Linked DNA regions of Homo sapiens: region 2 is linked to region 1. A link is a contact called in ENCODE Hi-C or POLR2A ChIA-PET data. All regions are on one chromosome and are shown on one strand. Each heading gives the region's core, a stretch centred on a gene start or an enhancer-like site at or near the end of the contact. The rest is flanking DNA. Distances are from core to core; before and after follow the strand shown. Region 1 overlaps LOC107986045 (a long non-coding RNA gene). Region 2 has its middle 20 kb from the start of TM4SF18.

The links. A loop is a pair of places that touch in the nucleus more often than their neighbours do. ChIA-PET counts read pairs that join two places held with the same protein, here RNA polymerase II (POLR2A). Pooled maps may share reads with other maps.
Region 2: a map of PC-9 shows a loop between it and region 1 (8-fold over the local background). The contact joins two enhancer-like sites. A Hi-C loop is called at or near these places in 2 of 168 maps with a recorded cell type or tissue (PC-9 and cardiac septum), 1 of 37 single-sample maps with no recorded cell type and 6 of 50 pooled maps. POLR2A ChIA-PET finds 5 or more read pairs at or near these places in 2 of 52 experiments (PC-9 and Panc1).

Annotation. Positions count from the first base shown.
Region 1 is chr3:148,953,100-148,957,550 of GRCh38, forward strand. LOC107986045 (a long non-coding RNA gene) reads left to right here. Exons shown (of 3, transcript XR_001740565.2): 3 at 2,483-2,989. Among named protein-coding and RNA genes, the nearest start is that of GYG1, 36 kb to the right of the region's middle. RefSeq lists an enhancer at 4,412-4,451. Within about 2 kb of position 2,597, at least 10 of the 41 ENCODE cell types and tissues checked have a DNase peak (open chromatin) inside an H3K27ac peak, as active enhancers do.
Region 2 is chr3:149,351,436-149,355,643 of GRCh38, forward strand. No RefSeq gene overlaps it. Among named protein-coding and RNA genes, the nearest start is that of TM4SF18, 20 kb to the left of the region's middle. Within about 2 kb of position 1,261, at least 5 of the 41 ENCODE cell types and tissues checked have a DNase peak (open chromatin) inside an H3K27ac peak, as active enhancers do.

The DNA of each region.
Region 1 (4,451 bases), core at 1,347-3,846:
AGTGACAGAAAACCCAACTCTAAATGGCTTAAGCAAAAAAAAAAAAAAAAAAGGAATTCATTGATTCATATTGATTCATGTAACTGAAAACCCTGTGAGACAGGGTAGCCACAGGTGAGGCTTCATTCTGAAATTAAAGGCTGCCACCACCAGGGCCCACCTCTGTTTGGCTGCCTTTGGACTAGCTCAATGCCTAAGCTCTCTGTGATGGCCTCTGGCAATGCCAAGCTGAGTCACAAAAATGGCTGCAGGAGAATCAGAAGAAAGTCACTATAGACACTAGGCAGAAAAGCAACAAATACCACTATTCTGGCTCCCATATAGTTCTAGAGCTAGCAGGAAGTTTAGAAATCATTTAGTCTAATAATTTTTAAAAGTTTTTTTGTTATGTTTTGTTTTGCTGGTAACCCTTTCTTCAGACAAGAGCTTATGATGAAGTCAAATATATAAAATAGAATTAAAAACTGAAAGGGTAAGTTGAAACAGAGGTGAGGATCCCTTGCCCCCTCGCTGCTCATTCTCCATGAGGCACCTCCAAGGAGCACACTATTAATTACTTTAGAGATAGAGAAACTGAAGCTCAGAACACATACATTGCTCATTCTGGAACATCACCCATGAATGACAGAGCCAATGGAACTCAGGAGCCTTCACCCTGTCCCGTCAGTCTTGCCGCTTCCCTCACTGGTTGCTCCTCACTGCCATTTTGAGCATTATGTTTAACTGATATCCTTGATCTAGCAACTCTGCTCCTACCAAAAAAAAAAAAACGGAAGCAGAATTGAAAAGCTCAATTGCCTGCCATCTGTGTATATGTACAGCCCTTGTGTCTCCAGCCACAGTTGGTTACTGAGACTAGCTCAGAACTGAGCAGGCTCAGAGCTACATTAAGCCTCTGTTCCTCCAAGTCCATTTGAGATTTTTAATTTCAAATCAGAAAAACAGTGCCTACATCAGTGTTTCTCAGGGTGTAATCTAAGAATTTTGTGGATACCTCTCGCTCCAAAGCCCCCTTAGGAATTCTTGAGTTTAGAAGATATTTTTGGACAAGGTATAGTGAACCAAAGCTGGAACCTAGAAATAGATGTCCTATGAGAAAGAAAGCTTATCAGTTCTAATTTAAAAGTTAGAAGTCCTTTCTTTAGTACATGATTGAGAGTTAAAACCAATACTGGAAAAAGAAATGAAAAAAGCGACCAGATTTATGCAGATAAATTTGCATAGGCAGTTAAAAATAAAATAAATATTTTAAATAAAGTAAAATAAGCAACACCATATATACCTGATGAGAAGCATCCCCTAAAATATCACTGACATGTTTTATCTGAATTTATAGCCAAGAGATGGACACAGGAAGACTGCTGTAGCTCACAAATGAATTCTCTCTTTCCTCTCTGCCTCCCATCTCCTTCTCCTACTTTGTATTAAAGCTTTTCTTATGCAAAAGATCCAGGACATAGAAGAAAACAGAAAATTTCATTAACAAATTTTCTAAAATAAAACAAAATACAACCTTAAAGGCCATTGGGACACTAAGTAACATCCTGAGCTGTATATATGCAAGATTATGGGTTAGAGCCCACAGAGAAAAGTCACAAGAGACCAGAATGGAAGAATGATTTCTGGAGAGTCTCATGAAATATAACTCTCCCTTTATATGGAGGAAAATTGTTTCTATTGAATCTATGATTTCTAGCAAACCCCACACAGAATTGTGCATTGGTATTCCACAATTAAAACCAATTTTAATTACTTGAAGCTAGATATATAGAGCCTCTCAAAATGTTCCTTGTAAAAGAAAATTTTTCCCTTGACATAGAAAAAAAAATGGAGAAAACTGACATATTTTCATGTCCCTTTTAGATCTAAAATTATTTTTGGGGTTTAGTAGAAGAAATATATTAAACCCATCACGATTTGCTCATCATAGAGCCCTGGATCTAGTACATAAAGAGATGTGACTGTTACAGGAACAATTCGAGTTGAGGAGGCATTGATTTTTCTCACATTTGGGCTTGAATAACCAAAGAAATTCCTTCATGTCCCCCTATAACCACCTGTTCACATCTCAGTTATTTGTCAGCTGATGTTGTAATTTTCTGTTACTCATCTATATTTCCCACGACATTCTTAGCAAAGGCAAGGGCTGTATCTCATTTATGATCTTGGAGGGCCTAGGAGAATGCTTGGCCCTCAAATATTCAATAAATTGAGTAGGCACTTAATAAATGGCATAGAAACAGAAGCATAAAAGTGACCAGACGAACCCATTGCAACACCCGTTCCAAGCTCTGAAATGCTACTATTTTTACCTGTTTTTCTGGATTCGCAAAAGGCTAAGTGTAAATCCCAAAGAAAGTCTGGGTCCGAAATTTCAGAAAATATGGCCAAGTAAGAATTAGAACTGTGGAAGGGGTTCTAGAAACACTGGGTGAAATGAATGTATCCTCAATGGTATTTTTTTGCTTTTTTTCTTTGCTAGTTTATTTCATCAAAAAGATCGGAAGCCTAAAAACAGCATTGTTAGGGAACTGGCAGCTCAAGACAAAGAAGCCGAACCAGAAGAGGGCACTCTTACCACAGAGATTTACAGCTAATGGTTTTTTTTTTTTTTTTTTTTTAATGTTTGCCCCTCAGCAGGGCCAACAGAGAAAGCAGGACATTCTTTCCTAAGGAGCTCATAACTCTCCCAGCCAAGCAAGAAGGAAAAGGCAAAACACCAAGGGTGAAAACTTAGCAGAGAATGCCAAAGGCAATGACCGTGCTCTCTGACCATCACACGCTGGAGGCAGAGCTTTATATGGTTCTCAAAGGATTGTTTACCTCCTCCTCACTAAACCTTAAAAAAAAATGTATTCCAAAAACGAATTACACCAAGCCAACCCACATTACTCAGTCTACGAAGCCAACCCACATTCTGGCCTGTACTGCCTTTCAACTCTTCCTATTTCCACTTGCTGGAATAAATCATTTCACTCTAGGGCCAAAACAGGTTTGATTTCATCTGTCAGAGGCCTGTAACATTAAGCGGCAGTGTGGTGCTTGTTAGAGGAGGAGCACTTGTATTCTCCCGGATCCCCTGTGGAACCGCCTGGGCTTCTGAGCTAGGGAAGCAGATAAACCCTGTCCCTGCCTTCACCCTTCTTTGGGGACAGTTATAGGCTGACGGTCTGAACTTTGGGAGAGACAGGACTTCGGTTATCCCTCTCCACTGAGGGCTGCCACCGCACACAATTGATCCAGAGATTGGGAGATGGGTAATCCATCTCATCCTGTCCCTAAAGCCCTGTCTTCCGCAGTCAGCTCTGTTTGAGGACTTCATTTGTGTACTGGTCCAAAATGTGCCCTTCTCCTAGCCTGTGTATGACTAGGAGACTACTTCAACTTCCTTGCCCACAATTCTTCTCATTGCTTACTCTAGCCAGACCGGCCTCTATGTTGTTCTTTGAACACAATTGTGTTCTTGCCTCAGGGCCTTTGCACTTTGATTGTCCCTCTATCTAGAATTATATTCTCTCAGATACCACATGGTTCACCCTCTCGCTTTCATTCAGGGTTATGCCCGAATGTCATGCCTTCCCTGAGCACGCACATCTACACTAGCACCCACAGTATTACACTCTATCCCGACACTGCTGTATTTTCTTCATAGCACTCCTCACTGCCTAACGTTGTTATAAATCTAATCATCTATTTCTGTCAACTCCGCAAAGGCAGAGACTGACTTCTATTTGTCCACAATTGGATCTGCCGTGCCTCGACACAACGGATGTTCTCAGTAAACAGAGAATTAATCAATTAAAATATATCTTTCAGCCCCTGGGTTCCCTCTTCCAGCTTCTCAGGTACTCCTCATTCACTCCAGAATTAAACTAAATCCTATGGCGTGGCATTCAGGGCTCTGATCAGACCCTGTCCTCCCTTTCTGGCCCTGTCTCCGATTGCACACCCTCCACCTGCAACGTACCCTGGAACTCCAGTCAAACCTGGATTACCATCCACTTTCATGCCTGGATGCCTTTGCTCCTGCCCTTCATTCCCTCACCACTTGCTGAAATCCTCCTAATCTCTGAACACCCATCTGACACGCTCACTCCTCACAATGAAGAGGCATTGTCCCTCCCATCCCAGCCACAGACAGTTCTTCTGTCCTCCAATGCCAGTTTGTACATCACTTGTATGATGCCCTCTGTTACAAATTATTTCTCTCTCTAACTTTCTCTGCCAGTAGACAAAGTAGAGGAACAGGATAATTCGCTCTTTTAACTTCCACACATAGAGCAGGGGCCTCGACACAGATAACCTCAGAAGCTAGGCACAAAGTAAGTGAGGTGCATGGCTGGCTTCATCAGCTCAGGCTGCCATAACAAAATGGCACGGACTGAGTAGCTTAAACAACACAAACTTATTTTCTCACAGTTCTGGAGGCTGGAAGTCCAAGTTCAAGGTTC
Region 2 (4,208 bases), core at 11-2,510, 400 kb after region 1:
TCGATGATCTGATTGATCTACAAATTTTTGTTTCAATTTCATGAGTATAATAAAGCTCAATTTATAAAGCAATCCTGCTCAGTATTTCACTTTGCCAGTATTATCTAATTTAAACCTCTTTTAAGGTAGATGTATATTCTTTCTAAATCACAGATGAGAAGGCTGAGGCACATAGGGTGATGTGCTCAGATCACACATTTAGTAAATGTGGAACTGGGATTCAAAACCAAGTATCCTTGACTCCAACACCTGACAATTTCTGAGCAGCATTCCCTCCCATGTAAATTATTGATTTCATGAACTGGTTCTACTTTTGGTTTTCGGTATTTGTACATGCCTTTATGTCTCTCAAAGTTAGTGGCAGCAACTGAAATTAGCTCGGATCTTCCTCCTCTCTGCTCCTAAAACTGTCCTGTGCTTCTCTCCAGCCAAGTAGATTCCTTGAGTGGAGAGGTTGTGTTCTGGTCTATACTGCTGTCTGTTCCATGCCCAGAACAATGCCTGACACTTACTGGGGCTAACACTCTAAACCACATGAACTATAGACATTGACTAATTCACACAGTCATATTCCTATATATTAAAAAATGCCATAAGAAACAGACTGCGGTGTTCAACTAGAAATAAAATCAAACATTCCAACTATAAGACCATAGTGAGTGGCATGAATAACTTTCCCAGGAGATTCTTTAAAAATTAAACAGTTCCATATAAAATTGTAGACATTTCAACTGAAAGATACGTTAGAGAAAAACCTAATAATTCAGTGTAGTGTTATTTGAAATTCAAAAATTGGGTCATCCCACTCTTCCCTCTTCCTTTTTAAAAACAACAACAACAATAACAAAAAAACAAGTTTGCATACCATGAAGTGAAACAAGAAATGAAATGAAGCTGTGTTCAGTGGCCTGGAGTGTGATGCTCAAGGGCTCCCAAGAACTTGCAAAAGTCAATATTATGTAGTTATGAATTTTCAGAAATATAAGTAAAGTCAACTTGTAACGTTTGATTTAACCAATAGGAACTGCTCCAACAACTCAATGTATCAACTCTGAAAACAAATTACTGTATCCCCTGCCTACCCTAGTATTTAGAAGGTCAGTGCCTCCCTCCTGAAGTGTACCTCTCAACGGCCCAAGTTTGGGTTTAGGCTAGCCAGGCATCTTCAACCCAAGGGGAGAGATCATTGGTCAGGGCTGTCTTTACTGCTCTAGACCACACGGTGTCACTGTTGAAGACCAGTTGGTTCACCAAACATCTCTGCTGTGAGGAGCCGGGGGTGGGGCGGTGGTGCCAGTCCCTGCTGGGGCCACATGGCCCTTTTTGGAGGACAATGGCCTCCCACAACATGTAGCTCTGCCCGGGGCCCCAGTGTGGCAGCCCTTTAAATTCATAAAATCAGTTTACGTACACCGGAGCTGGCCCCAGAAGCTTTGAGTCAAATGGATTCCACTGTTTACAGAACTGCCTCCCATTGTTTCTTTCTAATCATGGCCAAGGGATAGGTGGCAGTGTTATTTCCAACACAACTCTGCAACTCAGAAAACATAAAGGGTCTCTCTAATACCACCTTTTTCTAGACAATCTAGGTTACTCACCCTTTACTTACCTCTCTTCTGTGGTTTAAATGATATGTATCCCCTTAAGAAAAAACTCCTCCTGGGAGTTCATAAGGCTATTTTTCATCCTGGCCCATAAGAAAAAGTTGCTTGCACTTCTCTTACTAAAAACTGAAGAGCCACAAGAGAAAATTAGCTTCTCTTACAGGGCTAAGATAAAATAATACCAAATATATTTTCATTCATTTTTATATTTTAGTAAAGTTATAGATCTGTGATATAATACCTTTGTGATTTTAAATATATCTAATCCCTCAGGGGTATTTTATCCTTTTATTTTCCCCACCCTCAGACCTGCCCACATTTCCACCATACTCTGCTTAAATATTGTCTGGCCTAATGCCATGTTTATTGAGAAGGAAGTGAACTTGATCAAGTCAGGGGCAAATGTGAGACTGAGGGCCCTGACTACTAGTACTTGCTCTTTCCACAGCATGATCCTGTGTCTCCATTTCTGGAGGTATTATTAGGTTTGGAAGGCTGAAGAATTACGTACAGACTGGATGGAAGCTGGAAGTGAGTCGAGGTGGGTGGTTAAGTTAGGTCTGTCAGCATCTGCACTGGTTTTCTACTTTCCAGCACTGAATACACAAGCATTTGACCAGGGGCCACTGAGTTCCAATTGCAACTGGTCATTGGAGCCACCTCACTCTGCTCTCTATTTTCCATGTCCCTCTCTCCACCCCAGGTACTTGTGAGGTTCCCACCATGTCCACTCATAGCAACCATGTATTATTGTTTTGACCACCTGGAATCTCCTTTTTCTTGCCTTTTGAGAACTACCCTCTAGCATTCATGTGATCCTGTTCAGTTGGCCAATCACAGTGGTCTGTTCCAGCTACCCACTGAATTAGGTAGATAGACTTTGCATGGACTGTCAAAATATCTCAACTCCGGGGCCACAGTGAGTTGTCCTTGTGACCTATCTTAAACCTTTTGTACTGCTATAACAAAATACTATGCTCTGGGTCATTTATAAACAATAGAAATTTATTTCTCACAGTGCCTGGAAGCTGAGCTGTCCAAGGTCAAAACAGTGGAATTTGGTGTCTGATGAGGGCCTTTTTGTTGTGTCCTCATATGACAGAAGCCAGAAGGACATAAAAGGGCCTAAGTTAGCTTTTTTCAGCATTTCTTTCCAAACAGATATCAGTAAAATTCTAAGATTTTCCAACTTGATACAAGATAGGTGAAAGCTCTTCATCTGTCACCAACAATACCAACTAGTCAGACACAAAATACACTCTTCAGCATCTTTCTCTCATTCCAGTTGCCACTCCAGATATACAACTGGAGTTGACATAGACTGAAGTTATTGAGTTTGATGATAATACAAATTCAAGTGTAGACTCAATCTCTTTCAACAGCATCCACATGAGGTAAAAAGGAAAGAAACTAACACTTATTTCTTATTTTATTTTCATCATTCAGTGTGTTGAGTTCTACGATGGCCAGTCTCCAAGGTGGTTCCCAGTGATCCCTGCCTCCTGTGTAGTCCCTTCCCATCTTGTACTATTGTTGCCCAGTGTGACCAATAGGATATGAAAGAAGGAATAATAGGTAACTTCCAAGATTAGGTATAAAAGACTGCAGCTTCCATCTTGGGCTCTCTTTCTCATCACTCACTGTAGAAGAAGCCAGTTGCCTTATTGTAAGAAGCTCTGTGGAGAGGCTCACAGTGTGGAGAACTGAAGCCTTCTACCAACAGCTGTGTGGGTGATTTTGGAAGTGGATCCTCCACTAGCAAGCCGTAGATGACAGCAGACCCAGCTGACACCTTGACTGTAACCTCTTCAGAGACCCTGAGGCAGAACCTGAGCTAATCTGCTCCTGGATTCCTGGCCCGCAGAAACTGTGAGAAAAAAACTGTTGTTTTAAACTCTTATGTTTTGAAGTAATCTGCTATGTAGCAGTAAATAATGAATAAGTGCTTTTCCAAGGTTACCCCCTGAACAATCCTGAGAGATAGTTACTGTCATATTTAACTTAATCTGAGATGCCTCAATTTGAAGATGACCCATCTATGAGCCCTTCTGTCCATGAGCTAGTCTATGAAATAGTTAAAAGGGCAAAAAATGCTGCTAATGAATCTATGACCTGCCCTCAATTGTAAGATACACGCAAATTTCAGGTATGTTATCGGGTGACAAAAATGTGCATCTTATAATTGATGAAACATATTATCTGCATTTTGTAACAGGGATTTCTTCTCATACACTGGGAAAATAAAAGCTTTCTTTTCATCCTCATTATTCGGCTTGATGAGGAGTAGCCAGTCAGTATATGTTTGTTGAAAGGTTTTGTTCTTAATAGAGATGGATATAACATGACTTCTAGGATAAAGCAGGACTCAGAAGAGAGTTTTTTGTTTGTTTGTTTGTTTGTTTTTGAGATGGAGTCTTGCTCTGTCGCCCAGGCTGGAGTGTAGTGGCGTGATCTTGGCTCACTGTAAGCTCCGCCTCCCGGGTTCACGCCATTCTCCTGCCTCAGCCTCCCGAGTAGCTGGGACTACAGGCGCCCGCCACCACACCCAGCTAACTTTTTGTATTTTTAGTAGAGACGGTCTACTAAAAATACAAAAAGCAGAGG